Regions from separate parts of the Mus musculus genome. Here region 2 is linked to region 1. Evidence: chromatin contacts called from ENCODE Hi-C or POLR2A ChIA-PET data. All regions are on one chromosome and are shown on one strand. Each heading gives the region's core, a stretch centred on a gene start or an enhancer-like site at or near the end of the contact. The rest is flanking DNA. Distances are from core to core; before and after follow the strand shown. Region 1 holds the start of Serpinb9 (serine (or cysteine) peptidase inhibitor, clade B, member 9). Region 2 has its middle 27 kb from the start of Serpinb1c.

Region 1 (6,362 bases), core at 2,626-5,125:
GGCTGTTGTTTTTTTAATATTTCCCACAACAACCAGCACCCAACTGTGACTGATTTATTTGTTCACCATACTTTATGTCTCTGATAATGACTCTTGCTGGGGATTCATAGTTCACAGACTGTTGAACTGTTTTCACAGATCAACCACCTCTTGAAGTTTATTAAACTTTCCTGTATTGTTTCTTACATACCACTTCTTTCAGGTACTCTCTTTCTACCCACCAAAGGTGGAGCACTTCCCAGCCGGAGCTACCTTCCTGCCACTGTGTGATCCACATTCTGATTCTGGGACAGGAGGAGATCAGAAGAGGTTGGAGGCTGAAAAATGTAAGGAGTCATAGACAAATAAGACATATTTATTCACTGTGGGGAAAAACCACCAGGCTGATAACTTCCAGCAGGGACGCAGGCCCAGGATGATCTACACAGTACACACACAGGAACATGTGGGCCTAGACAGTCCAGTACACAAACCACAGGAATGTAGGGATAGAGATCTACAGGCAATCTGGGGAAGGCAGTCTCAGGGTCCAGCCTCCCACCTACAAGAACAAAAAGAAACCTAGGTTAGGACATGCCACTTTTTTTAACAGAATTCTAAAACTTTCACCTCTAAAGTGAGAGCAACTTCATTGGATCCAGTCAACCCAAAGAAAGATTTCACAGCGAACCAATCAACTCTCAGATTATTATGTCTGATTAAAGGGGCTTAAGTGAGAGCTATGGAGGCATGAAAAGGAGTTTTCTCAATAGAGGCCACACAGGTTCCAGGAAGAGGCAGACCAGAGCTGTGACTACGGCTAGGAGGAACTTTTCATGAATCACATCTCACGGAAATGACAGTCACCTGACGTATTTTTGGAGGTTTTAGAATTTACCACAGAGATAAAAAGGTAAGCAGAGAACGCAATTAAGAAATTGGTGTCGGGGCTGGGGAGATGGCTCAGTGGTTAAGAGCACTGACTGTTCTTTCAGAGGTCATGAGTTCAATTCCTAGCAACCACATGGTGGCTTCTTCTCCTATGCCCTCTTCTGGTGTGTCTTTAGACAGCTACAGTGTACTTATTAAAATAAATACATAAATCTAAAAAAAAAAAAGAAATTGGTGTCATGCAATTCATTTGCAATATGATGATGACGAAGATGAAGATGATGATGCCTCAAGAAAAATGGGAAGTAATGTGAGTAGGCAGTCTTATAGAAAGGTTTTTAAAGGTTCAGTGAGCACATGAGCTTATGATTGACATCATTACTCATCAGGGAAAACTCAAAACCGTAAATGAGTAACCTTATCACACCGATTGGCTAAAATAAGAAAAGAAAAAACATGCACGGGAAGAAACTGAAACTTATAGCCTGTTGGTGGGGCATATAATACACAGAAGACCTCAAAAGCATTAGGTAGGTAGTTAGTTCTTCAGAGTATGAAATGTAGAGTTGTCATAAGACCCAGAAATTCCTTGGGCTATACCCTAGGTAACGCCAAGAGAGCATATATCTATACACAAATTTATACATAGACATTCATAGTAAAATTAATACCAGATAAAAGATAGAAACAATCTAACGCTGACTGATTGAATACAAACTTAATTTAGATAATATCTTTAACCAGACAAAGAAACAAATGTCTGACAAATATTGTCTTGAGATACTAAGGAAAGAACAAAATAGTTAAGCAGATTCAGGAAAGGAATGAAGTCCTACATTCCCGGGTCTGATTAAGACTCTTGCCAGCCCAGTTAACAGGTTCTGTGACGGTTGCTGACATGCACACAATACTCATTCTCTGCATGGATATTTCAATGAAGAAGAGTAAAACAGCAATCATGCTTACAGCCTAAGCATACAGAGTCATTCTCCTTTTCCAGATGTGAGCATGCAAATTCCTAGGACTCTTAGAAGAAAACCTATTTATAGTCCAAGAGATGCCTTGGCAGCCTTCTAACCCATGCTTTATCGTGCCTGACTATAATTCCTATGCAAGGTACCCATAAAGTCATATTTATTTAGGAAACACAAGGAAGGGAACTTAGGCATAGGGGGTTGCTGTTGTAGCTCTCTGGGATAGAAGCCCCAAGCAGCAAAAATATGGAAAATTTTGACTCCATAAAATTCTCCAAGTGAGAGAAGAATGAGAGTCCATGCCATCAAGCAGGAAGTGCACTGAGAATGATCACAATAACTTACTTAAGGGAGACGAAGTCCATGGAGAAGCGTATTGCTGTGGGACCTGTGCTCTGTAGAGTGGGTGCTGTTTTCAAGGGCAGGTCCATGTAGTAATAGACTACATCCAGAAAACCAAATTGGGGGGTGAGTGAGTAGATAAAAGGCTAGAACATTCTAGCCAAGAATAAAAAAATAAGTTGGTTCATTGTTGAATGAGATGGAGCTGGGGTGAGGAAGGAGAAGCAGAACAGAAAGGAGATACTGCGTAAATGAGGAAAATACCTAATTAAAAAAAAAAAAAGATACAAGGACAAAGAGGAAGATAGCAGTGGGCCAGCTGCTTCAGTGACGTGGGATCAGGGGGAAAGTGACCCCAAGAACAAAAGTTAAGACAGGAGGTGGTCAGACTGGCTGTTGATCAAAGGAGAGAAAATACGGTAACCTAAAGGGACAGGAGGTTGGATCTCCTCCTGCTGGTGGAGGACAGAGGGTGAGGAAGCAGATGTTGCAGGTAAGGAAGCCAAACCTTGCCTCAAGCAAGATGATCAAGAAAGCCAGGAGCTAAAGGTCCTGCAGCTGCTGTCACTTCCTGCTGGGTCAGGGGTTAGAGGAGAGTGGTGTGAGGAGATTCTTGTGGAAAATGGAGCTGAGAGGATGAGCACCTTGGAGAAGCCAAAAAGCAACACAGCAAGCTTCAGGGAAGAAGAGATTGGAGAAAAGCCATGAGCCACAAGGAGAACACGTGGGAAAGAAAGCTTTCTAGATTGAGTATACCACAGGGTTTAAAATTGAATGGACTCTCAAGGTTAGCAAAATGGGTGACTCATCCTATAGACAGGGTGAGCCTCTCCTGTGTCTGAGAAGTCTTCCTAATGTTCTTTCCTGTTTCCCACCAAGGCTTCCTATGTTGAAGTTCTACTTATGCGTTTGGCCTCGTATAGTTTCATTCTTTGTCATTTTAAAAGCTTGTCCTTAAATAACTGAACAAAGAAATACTGAATCTCTATTAACTACAAAGGAGAATGAGGTTTTCTCAGCAACTTTGTAAGATGTAGCATCTGAGAGCCACCAAAGCCACACATGAGGCTACTGCTGAGTCACTGCAGCCATGCTCGTCTTGAGAGCCCTGCATGCTTAGGTGTGTCTCATTCTCTCTTTTCCTACTTTTCTTCCCTTTCTGTATTACTTTTTAAAAATATATTTGTGTTTGCTTCTCAATAAATCCAACTCCATCTCATACGATCTCTTTCAGAAATTTCTTTCTCTGGCAAAGTCAAGAATGGTGGTTTCACTTGAGTTGAGTTTTTTTTTTTTTTTTTTTTTTTTAAACATATTCCAATGCCCACAGCTCACATCGTGTGGCAAGCCTGTCGCCTGTGCCCCGGTCACTGCCACCTTGAACACTTAAGGCTGAGCCTCAGAAACATCTGTTTAGCAAAAGACCACACACATGATTGCATACTCTGTTTAAACAAAGTGCTCATGACTGGTTAAAAAAGCCAGAAAATGGGTTAGTGTTTGCCAGGAGAGGAGGCTGGGTGTGTGGAAATGGATTTAGACACGGGGCACCCTTCACATCTACCACTTGCCACCCCGCAGGCCCAGAGTTTTATTAAAATCCCTGACATTCTCCCTTGGTGCACAGCGAAAACTCCTGCTACTTTCACTTTCTCTAAGGACCCAGTTTTTTCCCAACCCCCACTCATCCTCTTCCTGCTGTGGTCGCCAGAGCCAGAAGCAGCCTGTCTCCCCGCCCCTGAGCAGGAGCACAAAACCAGAAGTCCCTGCCTTGTACAGGCAGCTCTGAAAGCCTACTGGGAGCATCAAGGCTGCAAACGCTGGATTGAGAAGCCGCAACTGTGGTAGGTGCGGGCATCTGGCTCGGGGTGGCGCTGTGGGACCCGCAGAGGTCATGTTTACAAGGCATAGGCTGAGTCCAGGAGGGAAAACAAGACTGCTTAGTTAGGGAAAGAGACAGCTGGGAGGTAATGTCTGATGAGCTTTTTAAATGGTGACTCCTTTAGGATCTCCAGCTGGCCAATGGCAGAGATGCAGATCTTAGGGCTGGTTTCTAAGCTGTGTTGGCTCCTCCTGAGCCAGGCCTGGGGACTGCAGGATATTGGCGGCCTCTCCACTGGTATCTTTTTATGCTTTCTATCAGTCCTTACCACCTAGGCAATTTGAAAGCCTCTGTCTTCTCCCTGTGGATCTTGCAAAGTAATCCCTCTCTTACTTCCGGACCCTTTAAACATCTGGGGTCTCTGGTACAAATTTGAGCACTGCTCATTCTCATTTATAAAATAATTCACTCCATGCTGACAGTGATCATATCTTTGATAACTTTATCTGAGAAATCAAATACCCCTTTATTTGAGTATGCTTACTATTAGAGTGCCAGACATCCCCCTTACCTTCAGAGAGCTCCAGAATATGGAGTAGAAAGGACAGCAATCAGTAAGAGAAAGGTGACACTTAAGAGAAAGGTGACACTTAAGAGCAGACCTGGGGTGGGGAAGCTGCACTAGGGAAGGAGAGCAGAGGCCCTGAGGCTGTCCTGTTCCAATGAAGTTGGGAAAGGGGAGTAGTTTGAACTCAGTGACAGGGATGGGGTAGGGAATGTTCTAGGTGAAATAAACTGCACTTCAAGGACTCAGAAGCAACTTTAAAGTGACATAAGGGCAGGAATGCAGGAGAAGGGGGCAAGCTGGGTTAGATGAGAGGACTAGCCAGAGAGTAAGTCTTTGAAATAAAGCAGCCCCACCTTTCCTCCAGAGCCCTGGAAGTCATAAGGGGAGGAGCCAGAGGATCCGAGTACACTCTCAGGTTGCTGTGTCCCTCTGTCTGAGGAATGGGAAGAAGTGTGGTTTGAGTGTTCTGATGCTCCCTAGGCTATGTGATCTGCATGTTAACTCAGTAGGAAGCACTCTGAACATATGTGAGGGTTCAAAGGTGAACCCTGGAACAGTGAGAGCACAGCCATGGGATGCACAGGGACTCAGAACTGGGTTAAAGTGTCAGGAGCAGTCACTTAGTCTGGGCCAAGCTGTCCATCCATCTGGAAGATGAGTCATAATCAGTAGAAAAGCAGCCAGGGTGCCTGCAGCTGATGCAAGGTCCTCTGAGCAGCTACTGCAGGGGAATGCTCCCCAATACACAACACAGTAATAATGCTAGCTTGTCTTTGGGTCTCATTTAGCATCTCAGTGTCTTTTCTGTAGCATCTCGAAAGTGGGGAGGATACTGTCTAATTCTTCATGGGTAACACAGGAGTCTTCACAGGCAGCGTCCAGGATACAGAGTTGCTGAGTCAGGCAAGAGGACCCAATGTTCCTGGTTGTTTTCTTCTTCGTTTCCTCTTCTTCCTTCTTCAAACTCTATTGTCTTCAGAAGAGAGGCGTTGGTCTGTATGGGAGAAGGCTGAATACCACCTCTCTCTGCTGTGTTTTGTGTTTGTGCTCCTGATGATCTTGCGTTCTCCCTGTGCAGATGAGAAGAAGCTAGTTTGGTTTGCTGCAATGACCACACTTAGCTAATAACCTTAAAATTGGAAGGACTGTAATCTAGAATGAATTTTTGAAATCTAATTTAAGGTACCTATGACCTTTGAAATGACAACCAGAAACAGAGTCCCAGATTTCCCTGCCTGAGAACAATGAACCTTCAGCTCTACGTTGATTTTTATATCTCCTTTCCCTCCAGACTCTGCATCATGAATACTCTGTCTGAAGGAAATGGCACCTTTGCCATCCATCTTTTGAAGATGCTATGTCAAAGCAACCCTTCCAAAAATGTATGTTATTCTCCTGCGAGCATCTCCTCTGCTCTAGCTATGGTTCTCTTGGGTGCAAAGGGACAGACGGCAGTCCAGATATCTCAGGTATGTTCTCTGTCATAGTCACACCCGAGTCACATGCATAAGAACTGCTGAGAAGGGACAGAAGGAATGTGCACACACTGTTTCATGGGGCAGGGGCTAAAGAGGAAGGACAGAGTCTCCTCCAATAAGACTTCTTTAAGGGCAATGAGATTTCCTGAGTCATAACTTGGGGTGACTCTCAGTACATTGTCTAGAATCTAATTAACAGTGGTGCATGAATAATTTTATACTATACTTGGTGTTACAGGCCTTTAATTACAGCTACTAAGGAGACTGAGATATGAAGATACCAAGTCTGAGACTACCCTGGGCAAATT
Region 2 (6,362 bases), core at 2,133-4,632, 79 kb before region 1:
CCCAGATGAAACACAGTAAGTAATAACTGGGTTATGGATAAGAAGGTAGATTCTAACAGCATGGAGGGTAGGCAATTGACCAGTTTTGTGCTGCTTAGGCATATTTAAAAATATAAATGCTGTGTGTCTTTCATCCAGGAACATAAATAGTCTAAGAGGGTCAGAAACCCCATGCAAGGATAATTAATAATTCACTACATTTTCTGTCACTGTCTGACTTATCCCTTGAGAAAGAATTTCTTACTGAATCTATAGCTCAGCATTTTTAGACTAAGTAGTGGGCAAGACCCAACATTTTTTCGGTCTCTGTCCACCCAGGCAGCATTGGGTGGGCAGTTATGAGTGGCCACACCCAAGTCTTTTTACATAGGCGGTGAGTATTTGAACTTGGATATTGATGTTTGTGAAGCAAGCACTCTTATCCACTGAGCCATCTCTCCAACCCCATGACCATTTTTAAAAAATCAGCTGGTTTAATAAAGTGAAAAAAATGCCAACCACTGAGATATATTTTTAAATCTTATATCCATCAATTAAATTGTGCTGTTTCCAATGATAAGATTTAGAAACCATTGCTATGCAGTTTCTTTCATGAGGCATTCTTAATTTCACAGTGAAAGTATTTTCTGTGCAGTATGTCTTGGTACTGGGCTCCAGTGAGCATATGCCTTAGTCCCCCAAGTAACTGGTACTGTAGATGTACACCCCACTCCTAGGTGTTCATCTTTACAGTGTATCTGTCTCTGGGACTAGTAAGAATTTAGGTTTGAAGTTTTTTTCTGGTGTGGATGTATATGTGGTAGTGGAGAATGCTCGTTCATATAGAAGCCAATGGATATCTTCAAGCATTCCTCTATGGGAATTATTTATTGTTGTTGTTATTATCATTATCACTATTATTATTGACAAGGTCTCTCACTAGACTCATTATTTGGCTAGGCTGTTGGCTGCCAAGTCCCAGGGATCTGCTACCTGTCATTATCTCCTCAACACTGGGATTATAAGTATCACTGGCCCACCCTTTTATGTGTGTACTAATAATAGAACTTATGTTGTGCATGTTCTAAAAACAGATTGTTGACTAAGCTATCTGACCAGCCTCTAAATTCCTTTTAGAGACTAAAAATAAGTTCCACTCTCCCATCTCTAATTACAGGTTCTGCTTCCCTCAGATCATTGTTGGCTTGTGCCCTGTACTGGGTGACAGCTCACCCAGACACATACACTTTTACTCCCTAAGCTGTGAAGGGAGACACCCATTTCATTGTAAACCATGGAGGGAGGTGTGCACTTTGTTGTAAGTCACAGTGAAAAGAGAACAAAGAATATCCGCGTTTTATGATCAAGTTGATTTGATTTGTTACTAGCTAGTTAACTGGCACTATTTTATGCCTACTGGATCTATGTGTATGTTGCTTGATAACTGAGTGGAATGAGTCTCTCATTGTCTTGGCAAAGAATTCAGCCCACATCTTGAATATCACAAGAGGCTTTATACTGCATATCGGAGCTCTGATGTCTGAGGATATAACTGCAAGCACTTGATCCAGAATTTTGCAGCCGCCACTGTAGAGATGTCAGATCTCCTTGCATCACTGTTAGTGAGTTTAGTGAACCCTTGCCTCTCAGGAACATCTTCAGCTTTGAACTGAATGGGCTTCTGGTGAGTGCAAATGGGGCGTCAGGTTGATTTTGTAAATGTAATGAGATTCCATCTTCAAGCGTGTGCAGGTGTTCTTTCACAGAAACTATAATTGGAATCCCTTTGTCTGAAGCCATGTCATGTTCCTCAAAGAAAGCAGACAAGGTAGGAACCACGTACACTTTATTTTCATCTTTTTTACCCCGAAAGCTGAAGTTTCAGTTGGAATGGTCAGATCTTTTCAGAAAAATTGAGGCATACTGCATTTGGTACTCACCAAACTGATAAATGTACTTCCTTCAAGATGGCAAAGATGTTAACTGAGTGAGCTATTTTTTTTACAATTCATATTTATCTATGAAAAAATACTTTAATCTGTGCTCTTGCTCTCTGATTCAAAAACACTTTACGTTAATCACAAAGCTCAAAAATACATTTTAAAAATGTTTCCTCACCACACCATCTCACTTCAGTGAGAAATAGCAGAGGTTTGGTGGGCGCATCCAACTGGTTGTGTAGCTGCAAAAAAACAGTCAACGGTGCTCTCCTTTACAAAGCTGATGGAACCTACTATGTTTTACTTATGTCTTGTAACTCTTGTTACAGCATCTTCATTGTTAATACTTGACAATGAATCATATAGTGAATTCCGATGACTTCTTGTGACTCATTCTCTATCAAGCACTGAAATCCCAATTGACATCCTAGTAGCTGGAACACGGTCTGTGCACACATCAGCATCCCTTCCTCAAGAGAAGTTGATCACTGTCATAAATGAATCAATTGTGCTAATAAATTGTTTGCAGTAACTGTTGTTTCAAGAGGTTTGCAAAGATAAATTTTTTAAAGTCTCCGTCATTAAAATACTTCACTTAAACCTATGAACAGTTTGCCACACCTGTAGACTCATCAGGCTGAATGCTGGATATTGAATACTTGAGGTGAAATAGCAATCAAGAATAGCAGACATGTCATCGATTCTTCTTCAGAGAGTGCCGTTAGATTAAAAAAGTTGCCATCAATTCCATGACAAATTCATCTCTGATCATAACTTGATCAATGTCTTTGGCTGCTGGCAACAGTAAATCTCCAGTGTTGGTGTGACATTTCATAGTTCTGTCAATTCTGAGTGACAGAATTCAAAGCTTCTCAGCTTCAGTAAGTTGGAGAAGACAGTACAGTGTGTGTGACTTTGGGTCTCAGACCTAAGGAGACCCAGGTCAAGAGCCTGGTCCTGGTAGGGTTTTGTGGCCTTCCTCAGGAAAGAGCACTTAAGATATTAGACAGCAAACATTAACAAGGGTCTGTGAAATATTTTCCTGTTTTCCTTGAGGCAGAAGAAACTGAAACAGAGCAGACTTCATCTGCAGAAGCTGGAGGAGCGACTCCTACTGAGCAGGAATGTGGAGGAGGGTGTTCCTTAAGGCTCTGGTGTGTTTATGACCAAGGAGGCAAGAATAAAGAGAAACAGATCTTAAATTCTCATCTACCCGACCCTCCCTCATGGACCCTCTCTCCCTCACACTTTCTGGATTTGTTCCTTTCATCAGACAACTAGGAAAGTTTACCTAGCTTCACCGCTGATTGCATGGATTTCTCTGTTAAAGCTGTTGAGATTCCATTCAGTAGGTGTGGCACATCCTTTTCTACTGATTTCCAGTTTCTACTGCTTCACCTTTGCTGCCCAGTTGGCCACTGGTCTTTTCCCTCTGCCGTCATATGTTTATTCATTACATACTTCAGCTGGTATGCCAGATAACAGGCTGGGTCCGGGAAATGAGGAGTGAAACTGCCCCAGCCTTCAAGTAGGGTGTGCAGTGACCCTGATCACACACTGGCAATTCAGTGCAAGCACAGCCTGTCTGGTCACCTGCCCTTTTGTCTCCCTGCCTGAGTCTCAGTGCAGCCAGCTCCCCTCGGCAGCATGACTCCTATTGGTGCCTTTTTTACTGCGTCTTTTCAGATGTTCATCCATTGGCCCAGTCCATGAGTTTGGAGTTTAGCTTCTTTCTTTGTGTCCTGACTATAACTTCCCAATCAAATGCCTGAACTTACATCCCAGCTTTTGTTTCAAATTCATATGATTTTACACACGTGTCTAGTTTGGTCTAAGTCAAGTTACCTGCTTCTCCCCTTCAGCTCCACATATACAAAATACAAACAAACAAAACAAATAGCAAAACAACAAATAAACCAAAAACAATGATGAGTCCTGCATTGCTGGTGGTTTCAAGTTTTTATAAAAACAGCAAAGAGAGTATGAGAAGGGAGGTTGTATACGGTACCCAATGTATACTGTGTGAAATTGCCCTTATCTTGCACAGTACTATGGAAATGAATATATACAATGAAGTTTTTAAATGGACAAGTAAATAAAAAACAAAACCTAAATAATCAAGATAGTATGTTTTCAAAATGACTTAAAGAAAAGAAACCCTTATTTACTGTTTAAGGGGACACAAGTCTGCACAGATACTATAGAAAACAATATGGAGTGTGCTCTAAAAGGTGAGTATGGATCTACCATATGGTTCAAAAAATCTCACTTTTTGGTATGTAGCTAAAGGAAATAAAATCTGTGAGTACAAATAAAATTTGTATGAACAAAAGATGGTAACACCTGTTTTTATCACAATATTAATCCTAACAGGGATTAATTAGGGATCTGTTTGTGTGCAACAACTGATGAACAGGAAAATAGAGAGTAATGTGCATTCATAAAAACAATGAAACTCTGTTCTGTCTTAAGGAGAAAGAAATCTTGCATTTTAACATCATACACAGGCCTAGAAGATAGCACGTTAAGTTAAATTAGAAAGTCCAACACTGTGAATTAAAAGTTATGTAGAAGTTTAAGATTCTTGAAAACAATTTAACCAAGTGGCAGTTAGTGTAGAATGAATGTGATACTTTACACCTCTGTTCACAAATCATAGCCCAACACAAACAGCAAGGGGAAACAGAAAACAGCCCAACCCAAGGTCAAAAAGCAAACCAGCGGATTTACTTTAAAAACTTGACTTGCTTTGTTTTTAAGATAGAATCAGACAAAACTTTCATCCATAATATAGAATAACTGATCCCTGCTGTCTGTGTCTGTCCACTGGAGTTTTTGGTGAAAGGTAGGCATGCAGTCTGGTATTCACGGAGGCAGGAATCTTCAAGGCAGTAAATGAAATGACCCATAGTTAGACCACAAGTGGGCACATACATGTGAGAAGAAAGAGAGCATTGTTTAATAAAAAACAGGCAGCAAGTCACCAGCCAAGATACAAGAATCAGCAAGACCTGCAAGACAGTGATTAGCAATGTTGACCAGGGAGAGTAGCAGACAAAGAGTCAAGATCAGCAACTAAGAGAGAAAACTAACAGGCAGAGTGGGGCTTCGATGTAGACAACTTTGGATGAGCAGTGAGTAAGCAGCCTCTGATAATGTCTCTGCCTGGGCCAGGGGAATGTGCACAGCCTGTAGATCCATATCAGCCCCACCCAGGAGATGCCCAGACTAACTAAGCTCAGTACTAATACCGTAGTCTGAGTGGTTGCTGCATGAGAACCCTCCCCTAGATAAGCAGCTCAGTGTTTTCTCCTCTGTTGGAAGCCCTCCCACTCCAGAGAGCTTCATTTTTCCTTTGGTTATTTGCACAAGTGTATTTGTTGGTGTGTGTTGTTGTATGTTCATTCTCAATCATCACTAGCAGCAGACAACACGCTCAAACAAACTGCCCTGGTGTACTCTTGGTGACAGTTGATTGTCTGGTTCCTGAGTCCTTGAGTGAAGCAGAGCTGGGCTGAGGAGGACTCTTGCTCTCAAAGGTCTGCATTTCCAGTTGTAGAAATGCTCTACGCGCCTGCTGTCTCACTGTGTTCTGACTTGGATTAAAGACAGGCGTGTTTTCCTTTTGAAATAGACAGCATGCTCTTTGAAGAATGGCACATTCTAAATACCTCTATGTTTTCCATTGTCTCCTCATTTCCAAGAGTATTGACATCATTGTTAGAGAGGTCACTTGAATTCTGGCAAACTGGGCAGAAGGGGACAAAGAACAAGCTAAAGAAAGGAGAAACATAAAACTATGATGACATTAATCATTTCAAAGTTATTTTTCTGATAAGCCAGGAGCAGGGTTACAGAATAAAAGGAAATTAACTGTCTGGCTAATCCCACTGCTAGAGTTTTGGCCTGAGATTCTTCCCTAAAGTTCCTTGTGGCTTAATCACCAGCCTGTGGCATAACTGAGAGTTGGCAGAACTTTTAGAGCAAACAGTTTTTGGAGAAAGCTGGGTTATTGCTAGTGGGGGTGTATCCCTGAACCCCCTCTTTTCTTAAACTTCTTAGCAGGGGGGGGCAGCTTACTATACCTTACACACTTATTGCCACGATGCTCTCACACACTGTGAGCACAAAAACAATCAACTGTGTGTCCAGACATCTGAAACTCTGAGCCACAATGAGCCCGGTTTCAAGTACACTGTTGCTGCTATTTTTATAGTTGTTATTGTTTTTGTTGTCGTCGTTATTATTGTTGGTGCTTCTGCTGTGGTTGCTGCTGTTATTGCTGTAGCTATTGTTCTTTCAGGGATTCTTCTCAAGAGAGAACGCTGACTTTTGCAAGAATCAAAGCAGAGGGAACCGTGTGGATTTAGAAAGTTTGACTTTTATCATTCTCTCTGATTTGTCTGAAAGTTAGATGATAACTTAGATTTGGCTTGCTATCTT

What was found. A loop is a pair of places that touch in the nucleus more often than their neighbours do. ChIA-PET counts read pairs that join two places held with the same protein, here RNA polymerase II (POLR2A).
Region 2: POLR2A ChIA-PET joins it to region 1 with 38 read pairs in Patski. The contact joins the enhancer-like site here to the promoter of Serpinb9 in region 1. A Hi-C loop is called at or near these places in 1 of 37 maps with a recorded cell type or tissue (v-Abl transformed pro-B cells). POLR2A ChIA-PET finds 5 or more read pairs at or near these places in 1 of 5 experiments (Patski).

Annotation. Positions count from the first base shown.
Region 1 is chr13:33,000,666-33,007,027 of GRCm38, forward strand. It overlaps Serpinb9 (serine (or cysteine) peptidase inhibitor, clade B, member 9), which reads left to right and starts at 3,876. Exons shown (of 7, transcript NM_009256.3): 1 at 3,876-4,030; 2 at 5,868-6,045. The coding sequence starts at 5,878. It overlaps Gm36181 (a long non-coding RNA gene), which reads right to left and starts at 5,142. Exons shown (of 3, transcript XR_382177.2): 1 at 4,930-5,142; 2 at 2,190-2,286; 3 at 241-541.
Region 2 is chr13:32,921,714-32,928,075 of GRCm38, forward strand. It overlaps a transcript of Serpinb1c not described here and the pseudogene Gm18311. Among named protein-coding and RNA genes, the nearest start is that of Serpinb1c, 27 kb to the left of the region's middle. Within about 2 kb of position 3,383, at least 1 of the 3 ENCODE cell types and tissues checked has a DNase peak (open chromatin) inside an H3K27ac peak, as active enhancers do.